Linked DNA regions of Homo sapiens: region 1 is linked to region 2. The links are chromatin loops, found by intact Hi-C in ENCODE. Cell type or tissue: heart left ventricle. All regions are shown on one strand. Each heading gives the region's core, and the rest is flanking DNA. Links, peaks and the distances in the headings are about the cores only. Region 1 holds the start of KCNK7 (potassium two pore domain channel subfamily K member 7). Region 2 overlaps SCYL1 (SCY1 like pseudokinase 1).

Region 1 (12,057 bases), core at 3,854-11,853, 52 kb after region 2:
CGAGGGGCCCCAGGAGCCCAAGGAGGCCGCAGACCGCGCAGACGGGGCGGCCCCGGGGGTGGCCTCCAGGAACGCGGTCGCGGGCCGCGCCTCCAAGGACGGCGGGGCCGAGGCCCCCCGAGAGTCGCGACCCGCGGAGGTCCCGGCCGAGGGGCTGGTGAACGGGGCGGGGGCACCGGGCGGCGGCGGCGTGAGGCTGCGACGGCCCTCGGTCAACGGGGAGCCCGGGTCGGTGCCCCCGCCCCGCGCGCACGGCTCCTTCTCCCACGTGCGCGACGCGGACCTGCTCAAGAAGAGGCGCTCGCGGCTGCGGAACAGCAGCTCGTTCTCGATGGACGATCCGGACGCGGGAGCCATGGGAGCTGCGGCTGCAGTGAGTGTCAAGGTCCTTCTTTCTTCCCCCGCCGCAGCGCGGGGTCCCGGGAAGATGGGCAGAGAACGGGCGAGCCCCCAAGGGGCCCCAAGGACAGAGCTGGCGCGAGGGTGACGGTTTCAGAGTGGCGGGGCTCGGCTGGACCCAGGAGGGGCTATCTGATCAGAGGGACCCTGGTGCTGTGGAAGAGTCCTCTGGTGTGGTAGTGAGCTCCTCATTAGGGGACGCATTTGAGCCAAGGCCCACCAGGCAGGGTCCCCAGCTTTGCGGCCAGCCTGGGATAAGTGCTGAGGGTTTTTAGTGCTTGGCACTTGGTGTGGGGAATCAGGCTGCAGAAGTTCCCGGAGCATCCACGTTCCTGGCACTCTGCCCAGTGCTTGGTAGGCTGGAAGGTGGGTTTGGGCATTTCTTTCCCTGCAGGTGGCTCATCGTTAACCAGCAGCCACCCTGCCCCATGAGCTGGGTGCAGACTATCTGTACTCAAGGGGGATTCTCCAGGGCCTCCCAGCCCCAGGACTCTGGCGTACATCTTTAACCCCAGATGCTGGAGACCAGTCTCCTCTTTTCTTACAATGGAAGGTTGGAGATGTGAGATCGTGAGGGCCCGTGTCCCTGCTGTCATCCCCTATGGGTTGTAGGTCATCTCCTAGAGTGTCGTGTCACTGTGCTGAAGGGGACATGGTCCCAGAAAGAGCAGGGATTTGCTCAGTGACCCACAGCTGCTGGAGTCCAGGACACGGGCTTTCCAGCTGGAGTCCCAGCACTGCCCCATCCTGCCTGTCAACCAAGGGGCAGCTCTGCCAGGCTGCTGCAAACCTTCAGCTGTCCAGGAATGACCCCTGCATTTGAAGGAAAGGAGTGAATTCATTGGGAAAGTCTTTCTGGAAGAAGCCACCATTTGAGCTAGGTTGATAAGATGGCCAGGTTTTTCCCAGGTGAAAAATGAGTGGGGTTCTCAAATGGTGGGAACTGCATTAGCAAAAATGTGGCAGCAGGAAAGTTTAGGCCTCGTTTAGGGAACTGCCAGCCATCTCCCGGAAGGTCCATAAGTGGCAATGAGGCCAGGCTGAGAGCAGGAGTCCTGGGTGTAGGGTCAGAGGCACAAGCATTGAGCCTGTGAGTGAGAGACAGAGGGCATGGGTGACACCCACCTGTGGAAGATGTGATACGCAGGAGTCAAGAGGACAAGGCCAGCTTTGGCCCATCTGTTGGCCTCATTAATGTGTGTCAGTGGCTCTTTAAATCTTAAAGGGGAGGTGCCCCCTCTGGGCCCAAGTTCCAGCATCTGGTGTTTCCAAGTCAGGCCTTCCCCCAGCTCTTGTCTCACAGGAGATATCTGACCCATAGGGCTGGAGGGGACTCCTCATTGGCCACCCCCCTCCCCCATGCCCATTGTGTGCAGTGGGAGGTGGTCTGGCCTGGCCCGGCCCTTGGGAGCTCCCAAAGTCCTGGTCTTCCTGGAGGAGGGGCCAGGCATGAGGGTATTGAAAGAGGAATTTGAGGCCGGGCACCGTGGCTCATACTTGTAATCCCAGCACTTTGGGAGGCAGAGGTGGGCAGATCACGAGGTCAGGAGATCAAGACCATCCTGGCCAACATGGTGAAACCCCGTCTCTAATAAAATACAAAAAATTAGCCGGGCATGGTGGTACAGGCCTGTAGTCCCAGCTACTCAGGAGGCTGAGGCAGGGGAATTGTTTGAACCCCGGAGGCGGAGGTCTCAGTGAGCCGAGATTGTGCCACTGCACTCCAGCCTGGCAACAGAGCAAGACTCCGTCTCAAAAAAAAAAAAAAAAGAGGAATTTGAGTTAGACATGAGGAAGCACTGGAATTCCCACGAGGCCTGGCATGCGGAAGCTCTGCGCTGCTGAGGCTGGATTTCTCCACTCTCCTGCTTCTGCCTGTCCCGTCAGCTCAGCACTCTTTATGTGCCTGGCCTGCCCATGGACTCTTAGGGTGTGTATGAAAGCATTTTGCAAGGTGGCATTGAGGCCCCCTGCAAGTTGCTGTCAAAAAAGGGGAGATGTGTGTTTCCCTAGATTCCTTTCTAGAAGCCCTGCAGCTCCCAGGTCACACAGGGCTGGGCTTTCTCCCATTTTACATACAAGGACACAAACAGAGGCCCCAAGGGTGTGACTGGCCCCAAGGCACACAGCAAGTTGGTGGCCAAGCTTGGGAACAAACTGCTGGGTTAGACAACCCTGGGCCCTAGACCAGACCCTTTAGGAGCCTCATCTCTGACCCTCAGTTTCCTCATCTGTAAAGTGGGGAGGGTCGTGGTCCCTGCCTCACAGGGCTGTTGGGAGGATTCAGTGAGTCAGTGCACATAAAGTGCTTTAAGTGCCCGGCACAGAAACACTTGGTAGATATTAGCTGCTGTTATTAGTCAGTGTACCTTGACTGTATTTTTTGGGCCCAGCTCTGTATAAGGGGGAGACATGGGAAACCAGCAGCTGTGACGGGGTGAGTGGGGGTTGGAGCTGTGATGGGGGAGGCCATGGGAGCAGCATCTGCCCAGCCTGGGGATCAGAGGAGGCTTCTGGAGACATGGAAGTCAGGGAGGGAGGCGGGAAGAGTGTGGGGGCCCCGGCAGGGGGGTCTCTGGAGGAAGTAGGGCTGGGCTGGGTCGTGGAGGTCACGTTGGTACCAGGCAGCCCAAGATGGAAGCTGACTCCAGGCTGAGAAAGCTATTTTGGGAACTGAAAGTCGGCCACTGTGGCCAGGGGGCGGTGTCTAGGCGTGGCTCAGGGTGGTAGGAACATTGAGGCTGGGGCCGCCTGAGGCTTTGGCATGAGGCTGGGGGGCTGAGGAGAGATGTGAAACAGTTACACCGGGGGTGAAGGTGTCAGAGAGGCCTCTCAGTTTCAGCTTGAGTCAGCAGGCAGGCCATGGTGGTGGCTGGTGGGGAAGTCACCACTGCCCCAGGCCAGAGAGGATTGCCTCTGAGCCAGGGATGTCCAGGGCTGCCTCTGAGAGAGGTACAGGTGGGAGTGGACACGGGCAGGTCAACCACTGTCCCTGCCCCATGACCCCGACACAGGTCAGATGACCCAGATGTGGGGGGCCAGGGCAGGAGCAGTTGAGGGGCCAGGCTATCAGCTGAGTCGAAAGTTGGGGACCCCCAGGGCTGACAGTCCCAACAAGTCACTAGGGGCGGGCAGGTACATGGGGTCAGCCCTGCCCTTCCAAGCTAAAATTCAAAGATCCAGCCAGCCTGGCTTGTCCTGTGTGTGTGAGCATGCAGCAGCCGCTCCTGGGTGTGGGAACTGAAAAGGCAGCAGGGCACCCCCTTTTGGCCAGGAGGTGGAGGTGCTGGCTCAGGAGGGTCCAGGTCTGGGGAGCCCTGAGGACAGAAGGGGAGGGAGCCTGGTGGGGCCTCTGCAGGAGGCAGGGCTGGGCTGGGTCACACGGATGGGGCCATGTGGGGCAGTGCAATGGTCACTGCATGGGGCCCTGGCCATGACGGAGAAGCCAGCACTAGGTGACAGAAGTCAGAGGTGGCCTGAGGGAATTCCATGGAAGAGGAGTCGAGGCCGGGCGTGGTGGCTCACACCTGTAATCCCAGCACTTTGGGAGGCCAAAGTGAGCAGATCACCTGAGGTCAGGAGTTCGAGACCAGCCTGGCCAACATGGTGAAACCCCGTCTCTACTAAAAATACAAAAATTAGCTGGGCGTGATGGCGGGTGGCTACTTGGGAGGCTGAGGCAGGAGAATCACCTGAACCAGGAGGTGGAGGTTGCAGTGAGCCATGATCCTGCCACTGCACTCCAGCCAGGGCGACAGAGCGAATCTCCATCTCAAAAAAAGAGAGTAGGGAGGAAAGGCCTGGGCTGGGCCCTTCACAGGCTCTCATCCTGTGAGGCCGGAGCTCAGCCCAGCCCCAGGAGGGGAATTGGGAGGCTCGGAGCCTGGGTGTGGATGGGCCCAGGGCCACAGGGCCAGGAAGGATGAAGGCTGTGGCCTTTGCTTGAGGAGGCATTTCTCTTGGAAGGAGGTGGGCCCGGGGGTTCTGTGCATGCAGGACTAGAGGAGGGGCAGGGGCGGGCAGGAGCTGGGGTCAAGGACCCCTCCTCCCCTCTGTATGAGTGGCTCTGGCTGGCCCCAGGCCCAGGCTGGTGGGAAACCCCTCCCAGCCCTCACTGGCCCCTTCTTCCACAGGAAGGCCAGGCCCCTGACCCCAGCCCTGCCCCAGGCCCACCCACAGCTGCAGACTCTCAACAGCCCCCTGGTGAGTAGCAGGAGTGGTGACCATCTCAGTTCAGGCTGCTCACAAAGCCTGGACTGGGGACTTCCTGGGGGTGGGTGGTGGTTAGGGGGTGCCTTATCATCATCTCTGTCTGCAGGTGGGAGTTCCCCCTCGGAGGAACCACCCCCAAGCCCAGGGGAGGAGGCTGGGCTGGTAAGGAGGGCTAAGTGGGAGGAGCTGATGGGTGAGCACCACCTATTCAGGGCCTGGGCTGAGTCCACCCTGTTCTCTGCCTTTTCCACCCCCAGCAACGGTTCCAGGACACAAGTCAGTACGTGTGTGCAGAGCTGCAGGCCCTGGAACAGGAGCAGAGGCAGATAGATGGGCGGGCGGCTGAGGTGGAGATGCAGCTGAGGAGCCTCATGGAGTCAGGTGGGGCATACATCTAGGGATCCCTTCCCCAACACATGCCACTAGGTCTGTCCAGCCCTGCAGCTGTTCCTGACCTTGGGAGGAGCTGGGAGGAGGCACGGCTGGCATCAGCGTTCCCATTTTACAGCCAGGCATGCTGAGGCCCTGAAGTGGCTTCCTCGAGGCACACAGTTCTGGCTTCTGGGATGTCACAAGGGAGCAAACCCCCTCCCCCAACCCCCAGCTGCCCTACCCTGACACGGGGCAGGGGGCAGGCCTGGTGACTGTCCCTGTCCAATGCAGGTGCCAACAAGCTGCAGGAGGAGGTGCTGATCCAGGAGTGGTTCACCCTGGTCAACAAGAAGAACGCTCTCATCCGGAGGCAGGACCAGCTGCAGCTGCTGTGAGTGCTGGCCCCGGGCCAGGAGAGCAGAGGGACTCTTAGCTACTTTGGTTAGAGTTCTTCACTACTTTCTTATTCCTACAGAGATCTTTTTGACAAACGATTCCTCTTCCATCTTACTGTTTTTGTCCTAAACAAATTGCTGTTTAAAGTGTAAAACTGGCCAGGCACGGTGTCTCATGCCTGTAATCCCAGCACCTGGGGAGGCCGAGGCAGGCGGATCATCTGAGGTCAGGAGTTCAAGACCAGCCAACATGGTGAAACCCCATCTCTACTAAAAATACAAAAATTAGCCAAGTATGGTGGCACGCGCCTGTAATCCCAGCAACTTGGAAGGCTGAGGCAGGAGAATCGCTTGAACCTGGGAGGCAGAGGTTGCAGTGAGCCAAGATCAGACCATTACACTCTAGTCTGGGCAAAAGAGTGAGACTCTGTCTCAAAAAATAAAAATTAAAACAAAAATTAAGGGTAAAACTCTTAAATTAGAACTATTTTTACTAATAAGAAAACCGGCCGGGCGCGGTGGCTCACGCCTGTAATCCCAGCACTTTGGGAGGCCGAGGCGGGCAGATCACAAGGTCAGGAGATTGAGACCATCTGGCTAACACAGTGAAACCCCGTCTCTACTAAAAATACAAAACATTAGCCAGGCCTGGTGGCGGGCGCCTGTAGTTCCAGCTTCTGGGAAGGCTGAGGCAGGAGAATCGCTTGAACCCTCCTGGGGTTGAGAGATTGCAGTGAGCCGAGATCGTGCCACTGCACTCCAGCCTTTACAGTAAGGAAAACAGAAGCCCAGAGAGATCTGATCTGGTTCCCATGTGGGGTCCGAAGCCACTCTGCGGCCATTGCCTTTGTCATCCTGCAGGGTGGAGACAGCTTTGCCTCCCTTTTGCGTTTGGGATTTTTCAGAATAACTGTAGCCAGTGCTTCCTGTTTATGAGTACTGTTCATCCAAATAATCCTTCGGGGGTCCTTCTGGGGGGTGTGTGGGAGGAGCAACACAAACACCCAGCAATTGGAGAAAACAGAAGAAAAGCGATAATGTGGTCTGGAGACTAGAGGATAGCTCTGCGGTCAGCCCTGCCCTCGGGAACTGCTGGGGAGGTGGGATGGGGTCAGGGAGTGGCCAGAGCCCTGGGCACTCTCTCCCTACGCCCCTTTTCCTGAACTGCCACCCCCCCGCCACCCACCCCCCGCCACCTTCCAGCATGGAGGAGCAGGACTTGGAGCGAAGGTTCGAGCTGCTGAGCCGCGAGCTGCGGGCCATGCTGGCCATCGAAGGTGGGACATGGGCTCAGGGGCCGGGAGGCAAGACAGAGCCAGGGTGGAGGCGGCACAGCCCTGGGCCCGCGCCTCCTGACGCTTAGCCGCTTCGACCCTCAGACTGGCAGAAAACGTCCGCTCAGCAGCACCGAGAGCAGCTCCTACTGGAGGAGCTGGTGTCGCTGGTGAACCAGCGCGATGAGCTAGTCCGGGACCTGGACCACAAGGAGCGGATGTGAGTGGCGCTGGGCGGCGCTGGGAGTTGGGAGGGTCCGGGACTTGCTCCCGCAGAGGGCTGCGTGTGGACCCCGCCCAACGGAGCGCTGACTCGAACCCGTTCTCCCCAGCGCCCTGGAGGAGGACGAGCGCCTGGAGCGCGGCCTGGAACAGCGGCGCCGCAAGCTGAGCCGGCAGTTGAGCCGGCGGGAGCGCTGCGTGCTGAGCTGAGGCCGCCGGCCCGGGTGGCCCATAACTTCTCGCGTCCCCGGCGTCCGCCGCCGCCCCGGGCCTGCGCTGCGGACGACCCGGCCGTCCCGGAGGCCGCGCGCGTGTCCGCTAGGGGCCGCCGGCGCCCTTCCCCGTACAGGGCAGGGCGGATCCCCGACCCCACGGGCGGGGCGGCCGCCGTATTTATTTGTCACCGAGGGTGTGTGCGCGCTCGCGGCGGGTGCGGGGTCCTCCCCGACGGCACGGCCGGGCCGGCGGCCTCGGGGAGAGGGATGCCTGGGCACTACCGCCCCGCGCTGGCTTGCCCTCCTGTTCTCCAGAGCAATAAAGTTGGACGAGACTACCCCAGCGCCGGCCTTTTCTCCGCTCCACCTGGGCTCTCAATAGGCGGAGGGGAGTGCGCCGAGGCTGAGGCGGGCGGCTCTGCCATCCTAAGCCGGAAGGTGCGGTTTCGAGGTTCCCAGGGCCAGCGGAGGCTGGACCTCGGCCTTCCCGGGATGGTGGCCGGTGGCTCAGGGAAGTCCCATTCGAAATAGTTGAAAATAGCCGAAGTCGTTGCTCATTTTATGATTAACAGTATCCTCTGAGGCCTCCCGCCCACCCTCACCGCGGCTCCATCTCCAGATTCTTCCCCAGCCACTCCTGGCTGCTTCCTCCTCAGGTGCCGCCACCTTACGGAGCTGAACTCGGTCACCTGACGCTTCAGCAAGCAGGGGCTTGTCCTGAAGCTGGGGCCGCGGGCGGCAGGGTGCTCAGAGCCAGTTCATCCTGCCCTAGGATGCCACCTTGGTCCTCAGCAGTCACAGGACCACTGGGTCTGAAGAACTTCCCCATGGCACGGACCTGCGGCAGCTCAGAGAAGGTCTCCACTGCCAGCAGCATGGCCAAGAGTCCTAGAAGCAAGTAACCTGGGGAGGAGAAGGTGCTGGGGCAGCGCCTGGGTTCTGGTGATGCTCCCCGCCCACCTCCCAGCGCAGTGACTTGCCCTGGCAACTGGCACCACTCACCCCCTTCTCAACGCTGCCACCAGAGCTCTTCGACTACCCCTCCCACGCCGTGCCCTGGAGTGAGGTCCCTCCACCTGCAAGGCCCAGCCCCCCAGTGATTTATGGGAGTCCTAGTCCAGGCTCCTCTTCCCCCTTCCCCCACACGCTGTTAGGTGGCTGGACTTACCAAGAAGTGCGAGCTGGCCCAGGTGGTAAATCACGGGGTGCAGGCTGCGGCCGCGGCCGGGCAGCAAGTCCTCCAGGCCAATGGTGCTGAGCGAGCTGAAGCAGAAGTAGACGGCCCCCAGCAGGCTGCAGTCGCCCTGAAGGCCCCACAGCACCAGCGCTGGCAGCAGCACAAAGCTGCTGGCCACCAGCAGTCCCAGTGCAACTGCCTGCAGCAGCGCAGCCCTGGCCGGTGACAGCTGCCAGTGGACCGCTACCCAGGCACGTGGGCGGCTGAGCACAGGCAGCAGGCAATGGCGCAGGGTGGCCACGAGAGCTAAGGAGGCTGGCAGCCCCAGGGCTGCATAGACCATGCAGAAGGCCTTTCCGCCTGGCGATAGTGGGGCCATGTGGCCATAACCTGGAGAAGAGAGAGTCAGTGGACAGTGAGAGCTCTGAGTGCCATGTCTGCTGGGGTCCCTGCCTACCCCAATACTGCCTTCCGCAGAAGGCTGCCCTCTGGTGGCCTTGAACTGGCCAGGCCCAGGTTCTAGCTGGCTCTGCTCCTCTTCGTCAGGGGATCCCTTACCCTCTCTAGGCCATTCTTTTCTTTTTTGGAAAATGAAAGGATGAAAGAAGACAGTTCCTCAGGCCTTTTGTAGCTGGGACAATTCTGAGAACTGCGCTGCCCTTAACAGATACTCCCGATTCCACAGCTGGTGGAATATCATCCACTCTTTCCCCAAATGTGTGTCATGTCCTGTGTGCCAGGCTTTGTACTGGGATCTGAATCAGCCCAGGCCCTGCCCCTTCTGGTGGGGGAGTCGGGCAGGCAAATCATGAAGGGCTGCAAAGAGGCAGCATGGGCGAGAGAGGGCATGTGCCAGGCGGGGAGGGGTGGGAGTGCGGGGTGTGCTGGGAGAACAGGATCAGCTAATACAGAGCTGCAAACGCACATGCCTACCGGAGCCAGATGGGAGACAAACAGGAGTGGTGGGGACAGGGGTACACTGGAAAGTGTGAGCTGTATCCAAAGGGCAGGCCCCATTCTGCTCCAGTCAGGATGTTGCCTTGCAGGGATTCTGGCTCAGTGTGAGTGGGTTTCCTGATTTTCCAAAAGAAGTTGGAAATATGAGCTGGGCACAGTGGCTCACACCTGTAATCCCAACACTTTGGGAGGCTGAGGCAGGTGGATCACTTGAGGTCAGGAGTTTGAGAACAGCCTGGCCAACATGGCAAAACCCCGTCTCTACTAAAAACACAAAAATTAGCCGGGCATGGTGGTGCATGCCTGTAGTCCCAGCTACTCAGGAGGCTGAGGCAGGAGAATTGCTAGAACCCGGGAGGTGGAGGTTGCAGTGAGCCAAGATCGCACCACCGCACCCCAGCCTGGGTGACAGGGTCAGACACCGTTTCAAAAAAAAAAAAAGTTGGAAATACAAATTCCAATTCAAAAAATACTGAGACACTTTGTGGGGCAAAAAATACGAAAACCCAGGGCTGTGGGTCTCATTGCTGCTTTTCCCTGGGCCTGTGCCCACGCGATTTCTCTGCAGGACTCCCTCATCCCTGTCTGTGCCCTCCTGATCCACAAGCATCTCATGCCGACTTCCTCCCCTATCTTCCCTCACTCCCCCACCCGAGGCCATGGTCCTGATCTGTCCTTCCCAGGTTCATTCTATTTGCTTCCATCCAAGAATCCATCCCACTGTATTGTATCCCCTATCTGGCCACAGGCTGTGGCATCTGGGCAGCTCTCCTGGGTCTCAAAGGGTGCCTGGGGTGGGACTGGGGAGGCCACACCCTTCCTGGCAGTTGAAGTGGAGGCACCAGTTGGGGTGTGTTGGTGGGGAGCCCCAGCTGTGATGTCAGGCCTCACAGGGCCTGGGCTCCATCTGGCTCTTTGGGGCTGAAGGAAGGGCTGCATGAACCCCAAAGCCCCCAGGGAGCCATGGCCTCTTGGAGCCGCACCCCCCGACTTGGCTGCCTGGCTCTCTTACCTGTGGTGGTGAGGATGCTGGCAGCGAAGAGCAGGGCTGAGGGAAGGTCCCAGGTCCTGCCCTCTGAGCTGTTGCCCAGGGTGGAGACCCCATGGGCCTGGGTGGCCAGGGCAGTGCCCAGCAGCTCTTCCAGAGCTCCGGGTGGCAGGCAGGCCCTATGCTCTGCCTGGAAGGCTGCCAGCTCTGCCCTGAGCTCAGCCTGAAGCCTGCATGCAGGAGGCCCCTCCAGGGCCTGGAACACCACAGCCCCAAGCCCCAGGGCCAGCAAGTGGGCCACAACCAGGAGCCCGTATCGGGACCAGGGCCTTAGACCCCCCATGGCAGGCCGCTGGGGTGCTGTGGGAACTGGCGGCTCCACCTCAGGCACCTGGGAGGGGCTGGGCAGGGCGGGGCCAGGAGGAGGTGCTGTGTGGGTGGCTGGGACCCGGCTGGGATGGCTGGGGTGGCTGGGGTGTGAACAGGAGGGAGGTGAGCTGCATCACCCTTCCCAGGTCCTGGAGGCAAGACATTTGCCCATTTCACAGCAGCTGGGATGGTGGGGATGGGTGGAGGAAGGCGGCTGCGGTGAGGGGAGGAGGCGGAGGAAGCTGAAGCCTAGAGAGGACCTCACACTTATTCAAGGTCCTGCTCACTCAGGCACCCATACCACATTCATTCATTCATTCATTCATTCAAGTGCTTAGGGAAGAGGACAGGCACAGGTCCTTTCCTTCCTGGTGTTTACACAAGAAACCTCTTAGCAAAGAAACATGGCAACCTCACATTGTCATGAGTTCCATGAAGGAAACACCCTGGGTGATGGGAGAGCTCTGCGGGGAGCGGGGGGGTTATCTCACTGGGAAAGCTCTGCTAAGGAGGTGATATTTCAGCTGGGGAGTAAGAGGCCAGTGAAGGTAGGAATGAGCTTGGGGTGTGAGAGGAACAGAGGGCTGGCTGTGGCAGGGGAGAGTTGGGGGTGAAGGGGGGATAAGGACACAGGCCCTTGAGGATAAATGTGGTCCAGGGAGACCTACGCTGGGCTACTGTAGGCGTCATGGATGGAGTGATTTTGGCCTGGGTGGTGTGGTGGGAGAGGAATGGTGGCAGCTGGGAAGGATCAGGTGGGGGTGGGAGGTGGGGAGAGGACTCCAGGGTGCCCAGAGCACCCGGGCAGATGATACCCTTGCGCCCGATTGCCAGTTCTTCCTGAGAACGCTTTGTGCCTGCCCTCCTGACTCCCTGCCCCTGAACTGCAGACACAGAGTCTGGGCTGCCATGGGGCACCTGGGAGAGGGGAAGGGGGAGCCTGGGTTCCAACTCCTCTAACGTCAGAGGGGCTGAGGACAGAGGCCAAGGAAGGGACCCAGCCCTAGGGTATGGTGTGGGAGTGCCAGAGCCCCCATGGCAGTGTGAAGAGAATGGACAGAGGCCGAGGGAGGGACCCTGCCCTAGGGTATGGTGTGGGAGTGCCAGAGCCCCCATGGCAGTGTGAAGAGAACTGTCAGGGGTGCCAGATGCCATGGCAAGTCACCATACTGGGAGGTGGGTGGAACTTACTACTCTTTTTTTTGAGATGGAGTCTCGCTCTGTCGCCCAGGCTGGAGTGCAGTGGTGCAATCTCGGCTCACTCAACCTTCGCCGCCCGGGTTCAAGCTATTCTCCTGCCTCAGCCTCCCAAGTAGCTGGGGCTACAGGCACCTGCCACCACGCCTGGTTAATTTTTGTATATATATATATTTTTTTCAGTAGAGACGGGGTTTCACCATATTGGCCAGGCTGGTCTCAAAATCCTGACCTTGTGATCTGTCCGTCTCGGCCTCCCAAAGTGCTGGGATTACAGGCG
Region 2 (14,248 bases), core at 6,249-14,248:
CCTTGTCCTCACCCATGGCTGGGTTTGGGCTGCAACCAGGCTGATCTCTTCCCCGGGTCCCGTCCTCACTCCCCCAGATCAAAGAGCCAGCCGAGAAGCAAAAATTCTTCCAGGAGCTGAGCAAGAGCCTGGACGCATTCCCTGAGGATTTCTGTCGGCACAAGGTGCTGCCCCAGCTGCTGACCGCCTTCGAGTTCGGCAATGCTGGGGCCGTTGTCCTCACGCCCCTCTTCAAGGTGAGTGGAACTGTGGGGTCCAGAAGGCTGGCTGGGTGCACAGGAACTGCCAAAGAGAAGGCCCTGGGGTAGGGCAGGCTGTTTAGGGCAGACCCAAGCCCATATGAGCAGGAGCTTCCTGCCAGTGTCTATAAACAGGTACCTGACCAGCTGTCCCCTGGGGAGGAGAGACTCTGCCGCTAAAATCCTTTTTTCCACAAACCTCTGGCTTCACAACCCTCAGCCCTTCCTCCATTTCTCCGGGTCTGACCTGTGCACCTTGGTTCCCAGGGCCCAGGGGATTACCTACTCACCACCCCACTTTGCCCTCCTCCCTCCTGACTGCTTAGCACTCAGCTCACCTGACTTCTGGGGGCTGGATCTTCCACCCTTTCCTCAGACCCCAGCCCGCCTTTTTATGGGCACCTGGCATTCCCTGCCCTCCTCACCTTGGGGAGAACCCTTTCATCTGAAAGACTTGTCAGGAGGGGAGAAGACAACAAGCAAGTCCTGTATAGCTGAGAACCCCCAGAAATTGCAGGCAGAATTTCTGCATATGGCATAAAGGTACCTGTTTGTAGGGAGGGGCCCAGAGCTTTCATCAGCCTCCTGAAAGAGGCCTTGGCCCAGAAAGGTTAAGGGCAAGGCTGAGATGGAATATGGGTAGAGGAGCTACTGAGGAAATGCCTGCCCCCCCCTCCGCCATCACTTCATTCCCACCCTGGGATATCAGCCCCAGGAATTTAGATAAGCCCAGCAAAGTCAGCCCATTCCTGTGAGCAGCTGAACCCATCTTCCTGCCCTTTCAGGTGGGCAAGTTCCTGAGCGCTGAGGAGTATCAGCAGAAGATCATCCCTGTGGTGGTCAAGATGTTCTCATCCACTGACCGGGCCATGCGCATCCGCCTCCTGCAGCAGGTGAGGCCTCTGTACCAGACTCTGTGGTGGTCCACCCAGACCCCAACCTGGTGGCTGGGGAGGCACCTGCCCTGGCTGCACAGGGACCCCAGAAACCCCACCCCTGAACATACACACAACTGAGGGACCCAATGAGGCCAGGCTCTCAGAAAGTTGGCCACATACAGGGCTCCTTGGCAGTTTTGGGAATGGCCAGCTTGCCCAGGCTGCAGCGCTCTAATGCCCCCTCCTCTCCTGGCTCAGTCACTCTGGCCCTCTAGAGTGGGGATACAGTCTTTCTCCTGCAACCCCAGGGCAGCTGGGAGCATCAGACAAGATGGATGGGATCTAGGAAGTACCAGTGGCTCCCAGTGCCATTCCCTCTGTGACCACCAAACACACCAGTCCTCCTCGTGGCACTGTGGGCAGGTGGGGAGGAGCAGGGAAGGGGTGATACCCTCATTTATAGAAGAGGCTCAGGCTGGGCGCAGTGGCTCATGCCTGTAATCCCAGCACTTTGGGAGGGCCGAGGCAGGCAGATCACCTGAGGTCAGGAGTTTAAGACCAGCCTGGCCAACTTGGCGAAACCCCGTCTCTACTAAAAATACAAAAATTAGCCAGGTGCGGTGGTGGGTGCCTGTAATCCCAGCTGCTCAGGAGGCTGAGGCAGGAGAATTGCTTGAACCTGGGAGGCAGAGGTTTCAGTGAGCTGAGATTGCGCCACTGCACTCCAGCCTCGGTGACAGAGCAAGACTCTGTCTCAGAAAAAAAAAAAAAAAAAAAATAGAAGAGGCTCTGAGAGGGTGGCCAGATGAGCCGGACTATGAGCCAGGCCTTCCTAGCGCCCTCCTGGCCTTTCCTCACTCCTCCACCTGGGCCTGAGGCCAAACACCTGGGTGGTGGCTCAGGAGGTTGACCTGGCTGGCCAGTGCCTGCTGGGTGGAAAAGCTAAGCCAGGAGCGGTTCCATGGCTATGGGGATAGAGTGGGAAGGGCTGACCATGTTGACGCATCCCAACCTGGGCCACAGATGGAGCAGTTCATCCAGTACCTTGACGAGCCAACAGTCAACACCCAGATCTTCCCCCACGTCGTACATGGCTTCCTGGACACCAACCCTGCCATCCGGGAGCAGACGGTCAAGGTGGGTGTGGCCAGGCCCAGAGTGGCTACCCCTGGTTTTCCAAGGCTTGGAGGGGCTCACCCTAGACACAGAGGCCTTGGCTTTGGCCCATGGGTCCAAGCAGACACTGTCCTTGCTGTGTGGGTTCAGGCCGTGGGTGCAGCTCGGCAGCTGGCGGGGGAGCACGTCCTCCATTCAGCAGACAACGAGCATCTGCCTGTTCCTGGCCCAAGCCCCATGCTGGGAGGCAGCATGCATGAGGTGCCCAGCCCCCTGCACTCATGGAGCTTCCTTTCCAGGGCACAGAGGGTGGGCTTGCCAGACAATACAACAGAATTAGAAAATATGTATTGTTGGCTGGTCACGGTGGCTCACGCCCATAATCCCTGCACTTTGGGAGGCTGAGGCAAGCGGATCACCTGAGGTCAGGAGTTCGAGACCAGCCTGACCAACATGGCGAAGCCCTGTCTCTACTAAAAAGTACAAAACCATCTGGGGATGGTGGCGCATGCCTGTAATCCCAGCTACTCGGGAGGCTGAGGCAGGAGACTCAATTGAACCTGGGAGGCAGAGGTTGCAGTGAGCCGAGATCATGCCGTTGCACTCCAGCATGGGCAACAAGAGGGAAACTCTGTTTCAAAAAAAGAAAGAAAATATGCATTGTTGGAAAGTGTGGGGAGAAGAGTTTGTGGTTTTAAAAACAGTGGTCAGGGGCTGGGCGCAGTGGCTTACGCCTGTGATCCCAGCACTTTGGTAGGCCGAGGTGGGAGGATCGCTTGAGCCCAGGAGTTGGAGACCAGCCTGGTCATCATGGCCAAACCCCATCTCTACAAAAAAATACAAAAGTTAGGCGCGTATGGTGATGCACGCCTATAGTCCCAGCTACTCGGGAGGCTGAGGCAGGTAGGTAGCTTGAGCCCAGGAGGTTGAGGCTGCATTGAGCTGTGATCGTGACACTGCATTCCAGCCTGGGCAACAGAGTGAGACCTCATCTCAAAATTTAAGAAATTATTTTAGGCCGGGCCTGGTGGCCCATGCCTGTAATCCCAGCACTTTGGGAGGCCGAGGCGGGTGGATCACCTGAGGCGATGGGAGTTTGAGACCAGCCTGGCCAACATGGTAAAACATGGTAAAACCCCATCTCTACTAAAAATACAAAAAATGGCTGGGCCCGGTTGCTCACACCTGTAATCCCAGACTTTGGGAGGCTGAGGTGGGCGGATCACAAGGGCAGGAGATCAAGACCATCCTGGCTAACATGGTGAAACCCCGTCTCTACTAAAAGTACAAAAACAATCTAGCCGGGCATGGTGGTGGGCGCCTGTGGTCCCAGCTACTTGGGAGGCTGAGGCAGGAGAATGGTGTGAACCTCGGAGATGGAGCTTGCAGTGAGCCGATATCGCGCCACTGCACTCCAGCCTGGGCAACAGAGCAAGACTCCGTCTCAAAAAAATAAAATAAAATAAAAATTAAAAAAATTAGCCAGGCATGGTGGTGGGCGCCTGTAATCCTAGCCACTCAGGAGGCTGAGGCAGGAGAATTGCTTGAACCCAGGAGGCAGAGGTTGCAGTGAGTAGAGATCACACCACTGCACTCCAGCCTGGGTGACAGAGTGAGACTCTATCTCAGAAACAAAAAAGATACGGAGACGAGAGTGGCTCTGAGGCTTGTGGCCTGAGCAACTGGAAGGTTAGGAGTTGCTATTTACTGAGATGACACAAGCATGTTGGGCCCCATCTTGGCTGTTTCTGTTAGGCAGCTGGATGGAGATGTCGAGTTGGCCACTGGTTATGCATGTGTGAAATTTAGGGAAGTCTGGGCTAGGGGTATGTGCCTGGGGGTTGTCAGCTCACAAGATGGCATTGAAAGCCATGAAATGGCTGAGATCACCTAGGGCAAGAGTGTTAGATAGAAAAGAGCCCTCTAGATTGGCTCCGGGTGTGTGAACGTTAGAGTCTCAGCAAAAGGAGCAGCCAGCCAGGTCAGAGGAGAACCAGGAGGGGGTGGTGTCCTGGAAGACCAGAGACCAAAGTTTCAGGGAGGGAAAACTCAGGGGTGTCAGAACTGCTGAGGGTCAAGTTTGGTGAGGATGGAGAACTGGCTGTTGAAATTAGTACCGGGGAGGGCATCAGTGACCTCACCCTGAGCCAGTTTGGCAGAGTGTGGGGCTGTTTGTGTGAGTCTAGGTGGAGTGCCATCAGGAGAGCAGAGCAGAGGAAATGGGAAACAGGAGTGCAGACAGACTTTGGAGGTTTTGCTGTAAAGGGGGACAGAAATGGGGTCCCTTTCTTCAACATGCTGGACAGGGCCAGGCCCAGGCTGGGAGGTGGCCTTGCAGGCTTTGATGGGTGTGCTCTGGGATGAGGGCTGCCAGGAGGCTGTTCCTGCACAAGGCCCTTTGCCCGCCACAGCCCACAGTTCCCACTCATTTCTGCCCCACAGTCCATGCTGCTCCTGGCCCCAAAGCTGAACGAGGCCAACCTCAATGTGGAGCTGATGAAGCACTTTGCACGGCTACAGGCCAAGGATGAACAGGGCCCCATCCGCTGCAACACCACAGTCTGCCTGGGCAAAATCGGCTCCTACCTCAGTGCTAGCGTGAGTGTCCTGCACAACTGCTGGAGCCCGGTCCCTGTCGCAGGACCACAGCCTCCTCCAGGGCCAGGAGTCTTGTGTGTGGGGGCCTTCATTCTCCCAGAGACTTAGACCCTGCACGCTGTTGGCCCCATATCTGGGTTCCCAGAGGAGGAGTGAGTTGGCCGAAGTCACACAGTCAGGAGGGATCTGGGATCTGAATCCAGGCGTGCTTGGCCCCATGGCCTGTGTGCATCCCTTCAGCCAGGGTTTGTAAGTTCAGTTGCTTGCCGTGCCCAGACAGTTAACAGGAATGAACGGTCAGCTGGGCAGGGAGGAAGGGAGCCTGTGTCCGAGCCCTGGGGACAGCTGCTGTTGTGGTCCCATGCCCTGAGGCAGTGTGGAACCCAGTGATTTGGGAAGAGAAGCCCAGGTCCAGAGTTTTAGGTCAACTCTCCCCATTTAAGTGATTCATTCATATTTTTCAGATTCTGGGGACCTATGGGTGGTCCCATTCTGGGAAGTAAGGGCTGGTGGTTCTGGGTCCCAACATTGACCCTACACTCAGGAGCCCTCTTTCCTGCCCCATCGTAGACCAGACACAGGGTCCTTACCTCTGCCTTCAGCCGAGCCACTAGGGACCCGTTTGCACCGTCCCGGGTTGCGGGTGTCCTGGGCTTTGCTGCCACCCACAACCTCTACTCAATGAACGACTGTGCCCAGAAGATCCTGCCTGTGCTCTGCGGTCTCACTGTAGATCCTGAGAAATCCGTGCGAGACCAGGTGAGGCACAGCTGGGCCTGGGCCCTGGGCTGGGGCTGTAGGGGATGTCAGCCCCTAGCTGGCCTGGTAGGTTCTTGGGAACCCCAGAGACCCCAGCTCTGCCTCGTTACCCCACAGGCCTTCAAGGCCATTCGGAGCTTCCTGTCCAAATTGGAGTCTGTGTCGGAGGACCCGACCCAGCTGGAGGAAGTGGGTGAGTGGCTTACACTCGTGTTCCCTCTTTCCCTGCCATGTCCTTGACTGTGACCTGTTTGTGTCCCACCCCCACTGGAGTTTCTGAAAGGTCCTAGTGAGCAGACTTGACTCAGCTCCCCCTTCACAGATGGGAGAAATCAGGCCTGGAGAAAGGAGGGGTGGCTGCAGGGCACTGTCAGTTCCTGCTGTCCTGTCACCCATGGGTGCCTGACGTGCCCATACCCACCTCTCTCTCATGCCACTGCCCAGAGAAGGATGTCCATGCAGCCTCCAGCCCTGGCATGGGAGGAGCCGCAGCTAGCTGGGCAGGCTGGGCCGTGACCGGGGTCTCCTCACTCACCTCCAAGCTGATCCGTTCGCACCCAACCACTGCCCCAACAGAAACCAACATTCCCCAAAGACCCACGCCTGAAGGTGAGTGTCCTGGCCTAGCTGCATCAGTGGCTGAGAGGGCTGAGAGCTGCAGGCACCCAGGAACTCTTACTGTCTGACTCCCCCGGGGATGGTGAAGGGGATATAGGAGCTGGGTAGGCTCCAGTCACCCTGTGGGCTTCCTTGGTGCCCCTTCCCCCCAGTAGCCCCCTTCCCCTAGCAGCCTCTGCCCTGTCCCAAGACCCCCCTGAAAGCTCAGTGAGCCTCTGCTCCCCAGGAGTTCCTGCCCCAGCCCCCACCCCTGTTCCTGCCACCCCTACAACCTCAGGCCACTGGGAGACGCAGGAGGAGGACAAGGACACAGCAGAGGACAGCAGCACTGCTGACAGATGGGACGACGAAGACTGGGGCAGCCTGGAGGTGTGTGGGGCTGAGGGAGCCTCCCCAGGGGACCCCAGCTCAAATCCACAGGCTGCCATTCAGGGAGCTTCTGTGGGGCCTGGCTGGAGTTGGCCTGTCCTCATCAGCACAGCATCCCTGGCACGTAGGCCTCATGGAGTGGCCATTGTAGGCCAGAGCCAGCAGCAGGCCCCATTCAACCCCAGCGGCCCCAGGGAGCAGGCTAGGCAGATGGTGCCTGGGGCATTCCCTGAACTTCCTCACTCTTACCCACACCGTCCCCCTTTCCCCTCCTCCAGTGCCCACCCAGCCATGGGGGTCAGCAAGGAGAGGCCACTCCTGGGTCTAGAACCAGACCAGTTCTGCTTGGGGGATGGGCTCAGGTTGGGCTGAGGGAGGACTGGGGCTGTCCTCAGAATGGGGCAGAGCTGGGGGCCCAATTTCCCCATCTGGCTGACAGCAGCAGTTTCTGGCCCTCAAGGCTGTTGGAAGGGGCATCTAGATCTCATTCCCCAGCCTTAAAGAGGGGTGAGGGCAGGCCAGGGTCAGCGTCCATTTAATAGATGGGAAACAGGGCCTGAGGAGCAAATGAGGAGGAAGGCAAAAGACAGTGGTGGGGCCCGTGGCTGGGATGATGCTGGGGCGGGCTCACTTGCCCTTTAGCATGGGGTGGGAGTCAGTGGTCCCTTCCCACACTGCAGCAGGAGGCCGAGTCTGTGCTGGCCCAGCAGGACGACTGGAGCACCGGGGGCCAAGTGAGCCGTGCTAGTCAGGTGAGCTGGGTCTGGTGGGGAGGTGTGTGTATGGGGCTCTTTCCTCCTTGGGCCCAGGGCTACTTCCCCCTCCCGCTCTTCTACAGGTCAGCAACTCCGACCACAAATCCTCCAAATCCCCAGAGTCCGACTGGAGCAGCTGGGAAGCTGAGGGCTCCTGGGAACAGGGCTGGCAGGAGCCAAGCTCCCAGGAGCCACCTCCTGACGGTACACGGCTGGCCAGCGAGTATAACTGGGGTGGCCCAGAGTCCAGCGACAAGGGCGACCCCTTCGCTACCCTGTCTGCACGTCCCAGCACCCAGGTACCCAGCACAGGTCTGGCGAGAGGGTAGAGATGGTGGACCTCAGCCAGAAGTGGGCCCCACTGCAGCCCACACTTCTCTTTACAGCCGAGGCCAGACTCTTGGGGTGAGGACAACTGGGAGGGCCTCGAGACTGACAGTCGTAAGTGCTTCCCCTGGGTGGGCTGAAGACTAGGGCTCCCCGACTAGCCCGCCCCTACAGGCCCCCGGCAGGCACTGGCTGGAGAGCTGAGACCGGGGCTCCCCTTCCTGACGCCAGGACAGGTCAAGGCTGAGCTGGCCCGGAAGAAGCGCGAGGAGCGGCGGCGGGAGATGGAGGCCAAACGCGCCGAGAGGAAGGTGGCCAAGGGCCCCATGAAGCTGGGAGCCCGGAAGCTGGACTGAACCGTGGCGGTGGCCCTTCCCGGCTGCGGAGAGCCCGCCCCACAGATGTATTTATTGTACAAACCATGTGAGCCCGGCCGGCCCAGCCAGGCCATCTCACGTGTACATAATCAGAGCCACAATAAATTCTATTTCACACCCCTTGTGCCGGGCTCAGTCTAGCCCCTGGGAGGCGGCTGGGGTCTGGCGCCGCCCTGCGCAGCCCGCGCCCACGTCAGACGTGAACATCAATTTGCTTCGAAAGCCAAGGGTAAAGAGGCACGATCTGATTTATCAGTTTCTAGGAAACACCCTCTGGGAGGAAGGCAGGCAGCGCCCGCCGGAGACCTTACAACCGCCCGCTAACCGGGGAGGGGGGCCGGTAGGGGCGCCTCGGGTCTCAAGGCGCCGGGAGGGTCTGCGGGCCCTGAAGGTCCCTGGGTCCGAGCCACAAGTCGGGGCAGAAGTGAGGCCGAGCTCGCGGAAATCCCTCAGTGATCACCGAGGTCTGGGCCGAGGGCGGCGTCGGCGGCGTCAGCGGCGGCGCTGGGGAACGCAGGCCCCGTGCGGGCGGCTGCGCGCGAAGCCGGCTTTGCAGACGCAGCGGAAGGAGCCGCTGGTGTTCACGCAGCGCTCGCTCTTGCACAGCAGCCCGCGCTGGTTCAGCTCTCGGCACTCGTCGATATCTGAAGGTGAGGGCGACAGGTGCGGCTTCGCTGAGCCTCCAGGCGGCTCCTCACCACCGGCCCCGCCCCTGCCCCCACCCCCGAAGCCCGGCTCACCCACGCAGCGGGCGCGGGAGGCGTCGAGCTGGAAGCCGCCGGGACACTCGCACACGGCGCCGCCCGGCCGCGGCACGCAGCGGCCACTCACGCAGCGACACTCGTCTGAATCCTCCTCTGAACTGTCCTCATCTGCGTGGCCCGGAACAATATGGACTTCAACACTGAGCCCCGGCCAAAGGCTACCAACCCCGCCACCGCCCGACCCGGCAGCACTCACCTCTTGGGGGCTTCCCCAACAGCAGGGGGCTTGTGTCCCAGAAGGAATTGCTCTCGCTCTGCGATGTCGGGCAATGGGACCCTGGGAGGAGCAGAACTGGTCAGCGACGTCCGGGTCCCCGGGCCCTGGCCCCCATCCTCGCTCCCGGCCAACTCCTCCCCGACTGCCTTACCCGCGCCGCGCGGCGGGCACGGTCGGCATTGGGCGCCCCAGCCGCGGCCCTGGCGGCAGCAGCAGTCGTCGAAGGTGAGGGCAGGCCCGGCCAGGGGGCCAGCGCACATGCCGTCCTCTCCGCGCTGGCTCCAGCACACGTCGCGCCGCTCCGGGGCACGCTCTGCGGAAGACACCTGGCATCAGGGGAGGGGCCCAAGGCAGGAACCGCCCGCCTCCGCCCCACCCCACCTGCGCGGGGGCCACGTGACGGACAGGGCCCCGGGATCGGCCAAGGCCAACCCTCGCCCTCACCGGCCGGGCTCTCGGGGAGCTGGCAATCGCGGCCGGAGGGCCCGGGCACCCAGGGCGGGCGACACTCGCAGCGGTAGGAGCCCGGCAGGTTGACGCAGCGGCCAGGGCGGCAGGCTGCCGGGTCCTGGCACTCGTCCACGTCTACGAACAGCGAGGGGGTGGGTGGGGGCCGTCACAGCTCGGCCCGGGCCCCGCCCCTCCCGCGTACCCCACTCCCCGGCCCGGGCCTCACCCATCTCTTCCGGGCTCAGGCACTGGCGCTGCGCGGGACTGTACTCGGCAGGGGGCGTGCAGGCACAGCGGTAGCCGCCGCGCGTGTTCTCACACACTCCGTTCCGGCAGTTGGACTCGTCCAGGCACTCGTCCACGTCTGCAGGGAGGAAAAGCGTGGGTAGCAGGGGCAGGCCCGGGATGGGCGCGGTGGCGCGTGTCTCCCTGCCGCTTCCCCACGGCCGCCGGGGGGCGGAGCTCACCCACGCATTCCAGCAGGTTCCCGTCGTAGTAGAAGCCCTGCTTGCAGTAGCACTCGTAGCCAGGCTGCGTGTTCACGCACTTGCCCTCCTTGCAAATCTCCGACCCGAACAACATGCACTCGTCGATGTCTGCGGGGTGACAAACACTGGCCGCTCCGGTCCCGCAGCTGCAGCCCGGAGGCGTGGGCTGGGCGCACCACCGGAGCGAAGCCATCCCCGGGCGGGGCCTACAGGAGGGGCGGGGCCTACAGGGCGGGGCCTGCGAGGAAGGTGCGGGCGGGGCTTACCCGGCGCGGGCAGCTGACCCAGCGAGTCCCGGCGGGATCCGGGCGAGCCCAACCCGGGGTGAGAGGGCGCGGGGCGGGCGGAGCCGCAGGGCGCTTACCACGGTGGGCTGGGATGCCGTAGTTGACGATGTTGTTGTCCTGGGTGTAGCCCTTTCCGTCTGGGCAGAGGCTGTGGAACTCGGCTGCAGGGGCAGGGCGGCCGTGGGGAGGGAAGAGGCAGGACTGAGCGCGCGCGTGGGCTTAGGGCTGCAGCCCGCCGCCTATTTCCCAACTGCCAGGGGGCGCCATTTCCCACATTTGGCTTCCAGATGAAGAAACTGAAGATCTGGGAAGGGGCCTGCCCGGCTCCTGACCTGAGCTGTAGACTGGGCAGGGGTAGATTTCGCAGTGGTCGCCCCAGCCGGCCCCCAGAGAGCAGCAGCACTCCTGCTGGGTCACGTTGGTGGCCAATACGCTGTCGCAGAACACTGTGTCATCGAAGTTCAGGTAGCACTCCTTCTTGTGGTGGGGCTGCTCCACCTCTGAGGGGCAGACGGCAGCTCAGGGTTGTGCACAGACCCCCCTTGGCCCTGTCCACCCTGCCCACCCACCACAGGTCTTTCCCCCCACATTCCCTGGCTCCCCTTAGCCTCCTCCTGAGAGTTGGCTCTGTTCTCAACGTGGTGTTCTGGACCCTTCATCGTCTGGCCCCACCAGACTCCCCCAGCCAAAAGAGATTTCTTCCGGTTCCCCAAATTTAGGAGGGTGGGGCCAGGACACATCTCTGAATCCCAGCTGCAGCTCAGGGGAGTTGTCCAGTCCGAGGGAGGAGCTGGGAGGACACTCACCCTCACAACCGTGCTGGTCCTGGGTGGGAGTGAAGCCCTCATCGCAGACACACACATAGGAGCCCTGAAGGTTCTTGCAGGCCCCATGGGGAAGGCACAGGCTCGGGTCCTGGCTGCACTCATCTATGTCTGCGGGGCAAGAGTAGCGCAGCTGGAAACCCAGCCCCTCTTTCCCTGGGGCTGCACCTCAAGGGCCTCACACAAGTTCAGAACCTGAATTTCCACTTTGGTTTCAAAGTATGTACAGCAGGAAGTCTGCTGTGTCTGTGCATGTGTCTGAATGTGCATGTGGACATTAGCTGCTGTCCTTCATAACACCTTCAGTGGCTCCCACTAACCTTACAAAACCTAAAAGTATCAGAAGCCCAAATGGAAAGGCCTCAAATGCAATTGAGCTTCCGATACCTTTAGGTCTCATCACGCCTTACTCTAGACCACCCTCCACTCCCCAACTCTGTGCTCAGGGCACCCTCCCCTCCTCTGTAAACACAACTAGCTCCTTCCAGATCTCTATGCTTTGCAATTACTGCTCTTTGGTCCTGGAATGACTTCTCGTGCCTTGCCTTTCCCATGCCTAGGGAACTCCTACTTACGTTTCAGTCCAGTTCAACATTCACCTCCCCATTGCAATTAATCATTAGTCTATACCTTTCTTGGCACCCAGGACCCTGAACTGTCAGAATCAGTTTACATGTTGGCCTCCCCTAGCTGGGAGCCCTGGGTGATTGTTGATTACCTAGTACAAAGCACAGAACCTGGAAAATAGTAGGTGCTCAATAAACTTTTTTTTTTTTTTTTTTTTTTTTTGAGATGGAATCTCACTCTCTGCCCAGGCTGGAGTACAGTGGCGTGATCTCGGCTCACTGCAACCTCCGCTTCCCATCTTCAAACGATTCTTCTGCCTCAGCCTCCCGAGTAGCTGGGACTACAGGCGTGCGCCATCACGCCCGGCTAATTTTTGTATTTTTAGTAGAGATGGGGTTTCACCATATTGGCCAGGCTGGTCTTGAACTCCTAACCTCATGATCCGCCCGCCTCAGCCTCCCAAAGTGCTGGGATTACAGGCATGAGCCACCGCCCCCAGCCTGAGCCACTGCACTCAGCCTAAACTTTTGTTGGATGAATGCATGTGTATGGGTGAGTTGATGGGGAAGACCAATACATTAATATCTGTAAAGAGCTTAACAGAGTGCCTGGCACATAGTAAGCACCACGATAGCACTAACTGTCATGTTTACTGTGATCATTGTTATTCTAGGTGAAAGACTGGAAGGCTGAGCAGATGGATGGGTGGGTGAGTGGAAGGATGAATGGAAGGATGGATGGATAGAAGGATGGATGGATGGATGGATGGATGGATGGATGGATGGATGGATAGATGGATGGATGGATGGATGAAGGATGGTTGGATGGGTGGATGGATGGATGGAGAAAGGCCACAGTGTGTCTAGGGAATTACTGCTCCCTGCCACATCCCTCAGGAACCCTCAGCCAGTCCCCCATACCTTGGCATTTCCTGCCACCCACCAGCCGATGCCCCTGGGGGCAAAGACATCTGTAGGAGCCATTGGTATTGATGCAGTCACCCCCAATGCAGGCTGCAGGGAAGTCACACTCATCAATGTCTGTAGGGGATGGAAGGGGTGGAGAATCTCAGGGGCTGATCACCAACCCCAGCCTGAGGCAGCCAAAGCTTTCTCCCAGAGCCCTGGGTCAGTCCCACGCCCCTATGCCCCAACTGAGATCTGGATTAGGACTGGACCCTGGGGGGTGGGGGTCCTGGGGTAGGGAGGGACAGGTCAGCACCCCAGCTCTAAGATCCCTCACCCTCGCAGTGGCTCCGGTCCCTGGACAGATGGTAGCCAGAGAGGCACTGACACTGGAAAGATCCTGGCGTGTTGCTGCAGATGCCATTGTCACACACGTCCCCAGCCTCACACTCGTCCACATCTGCAGGGCATAGGGGGTGTCAGAGGACCAGGCTGGGTGGTCTTGGGTTTCTACTACTGTTTTCTCACTTCTGCGCATGGCCTGGAGCACCAGAGCTGAGGCCAGCAGCACTCAGAAGCACAGGCCTCACCCTGCTTCTGGGTGGCACACAGTGCCCTGACGACCAGGTCAGGTGCTGCCAGGGTCCCTAGGCCAGGTCTGATGCTAAAGAGCCTCCCCAGCCTCCCCCGCCCTCTCTCCCTGCCCCAGCCGCTTTCACTGCTGCTCCCACCCTTCCCTCACCTGCCATGGCTCCCTTTTTCCTCTGGGGATAAACTCCCTATCCTTGTTCTTCCCACTTTCTTCTGCTCATGCAGTAAAGGAACTTGACCCTCCCCCGGGACACACTTTCCTGAGGCCTCTCTGATGGAGCCAGTTGTTGCCCACATCCCAGACCCCTCCAAGCCTGAGCTCGGCCTCTGAGGTGCCGCCGGCCTCCTGCAGCCTCAGTCCTCCTGTGGCTGTCAGCACCCACCTTCCTCATTCCTCCTGCTCTGTTTTTCTCTCCATCCTGGGAGTTTCGAACATCCGCGTGGACAACCAGGTCAGCCTCTGACCTCACATTCCTGGATCTCTCGGCTTCCGTGACCTTCCCCTCACTCTCAGGGTCCCAAGGGGATTTTCATCACTCAGATCTGCTCCACCCTGGGGCCCTCAGAGGCTGCCTTCTTTCCACTGTTCTCAAGTCCTCACCTCCACCTTCTCTCTCACAGGGCTTGGTGGCCTCCCTCTCAGTCCTCCGAGCTTGCCTGACACCCCCAGACTCTGATAGTTCCCAGCTGGAGCCCAGGGCTTATCATCCCTAGGACTCCCGTCCCTGATCCATAAACACCTCTCCTTCCTCCTCACTGTCTGGCAATGCCCAGTCTCTGGTCAGAGCTGTGGCCTGTGGATCCTGGGTGCGGAGTGGGACTGGAGCAGCCACCAAGCTGAGCATGCTGGAACATACCCACAGGCTTCAGCCTCAGTCCAACAGAGCCTCGTGTGGCTGGCACCTCCCTCTCTGACTCCTCTAAAGCTTTGACTTCCATAAAGCCCCTAGGCAGCCCCATGCCCTGGGATACTTCCAAACCGCCACTGTTCTCCTGAGTCCCCTACTCAACCCAGGCCCTTCACTGTGTATTGAGAGAATTAAAGGTAATCCCCCTTAACCCACTGAACATCGTTATCTACATCCATTCCCCTCCTGCTCCTGTTACAGCAAGAGATGT

The links. Peaks named below come from ENCODE experiments on the same cell type or tissue, not always from the same donor. Only the 100,000 strongest peaks of a DNase experiment are listed, where the experiment ranks them.
Region 1: a loop joins it to region 2, with 4 times the contacts of the local background. A loop is called at or near these places in 63 of 110 quality-filtered maps.

What each region holds. Positions count from the first base shown.
Region 1 is chr11:65,585,219-65,597,275 of GRCh38, forward strand. EHBP1L1 (EH domain binding protein 1 like 1) reads left to right here. Exons shown (of 19, transcript NM_001099409.3): 12 at 1-373; 13 at 4,533-4,602; 14 at 4,718-4,773; 15 at 4,869-4,992; 16 at 5,275-5,374; 17 at 6,582-6,655; 18 at 6,758-6,872; 19 at 6,985-7,432. The coding sequence ends at 7,084. KCNK7 (potassium two pore domain channel subfamily K member 7) reads right to left here and starts at 10,582. Exons shown (of 3, transcript NM_033347.2): 1 at 10,236-10,582; 2 at 8,258-8,656; 3 at 7,618-7,992. The coding sequence starts at 10,554. The coding sequence ends at 7,787. RefSeq lists enhancers at 2,735-3,255, 3,149-3,348, 3,256-3,775, 3,908-4,409. In heart left ventricle, for the core only: CTCF peaks have their summits at 7,177 (motif pointing right) and 8,755 (motif pointing left); DNase peaks (open chromatin) are centred at 5,381, 6,877, 8,515, 8,733 and 1 weaker place; H3K4me3 peaks cover 856 bases; H3K27ac peaks cover 1,271 bases.
Region 2 is chr11:65,530,552-65,544,799 of GRCh38, forward strand. SCYL1 (SCY1 like pseudokinase 1) reads left to right here. Exons shown (of 18, transcript NM_020680.4): 7 at 78-236; 8 at 1,025-1,132; 9 at 2,141-2,254; 10 at 4,676-4,831; 11 at 5,402-5,590; 12 at 5,708-5,783; 13 at 6,035-6,199; 14 at 6,435-6,577; 15 at 7,258-7,329; 16 at 7,416-7,631; 17 at 7,719-7,773; 18 at 7,891-8,153. The coding sequence ends at 8,015. It overlaps LTBP3 (latent transforming growth factor beta binding protein 3), which reads right to left. Exons shown (of 28, transcript NM_001130144.3): 17 at 12,876-12,998; 18 at 12,554-12,673; 19 at 11,049-11,177; 20 at 10,575-10,742; 21 at 10,320-10,403; 22 at 9,935-10,063; 23 at 9,694-9,831; 24 at 9,462-9,602; 25 at 9,169-9,330; 26 at 8,997-9,077; 27 at 8,777-8,908; 28 at 8,008-8,680. The coding sequence ends at 8,529. Among named protein-coding and RNA genes, the nearest start is that of SCYL1, 13 kb to the left of the region's middle. RefSeq lists enhancers at 7,453-7,957, 7,958-8,461, 10,067-10,361, 10,578-10,627 and silencers at 9,318-9,517, 9,568-10,327. In heart left ventricle, for the core only: CTCF peaks have their summits at 9,734, 10,489 and 10,699; DNase peaks (open chromatin) are centred at 7,911, 9,157, 9,880 and 10,230; H3K4me3 peaks cover 1,746 bases; H3K27ac peaks cover 2,241 bases.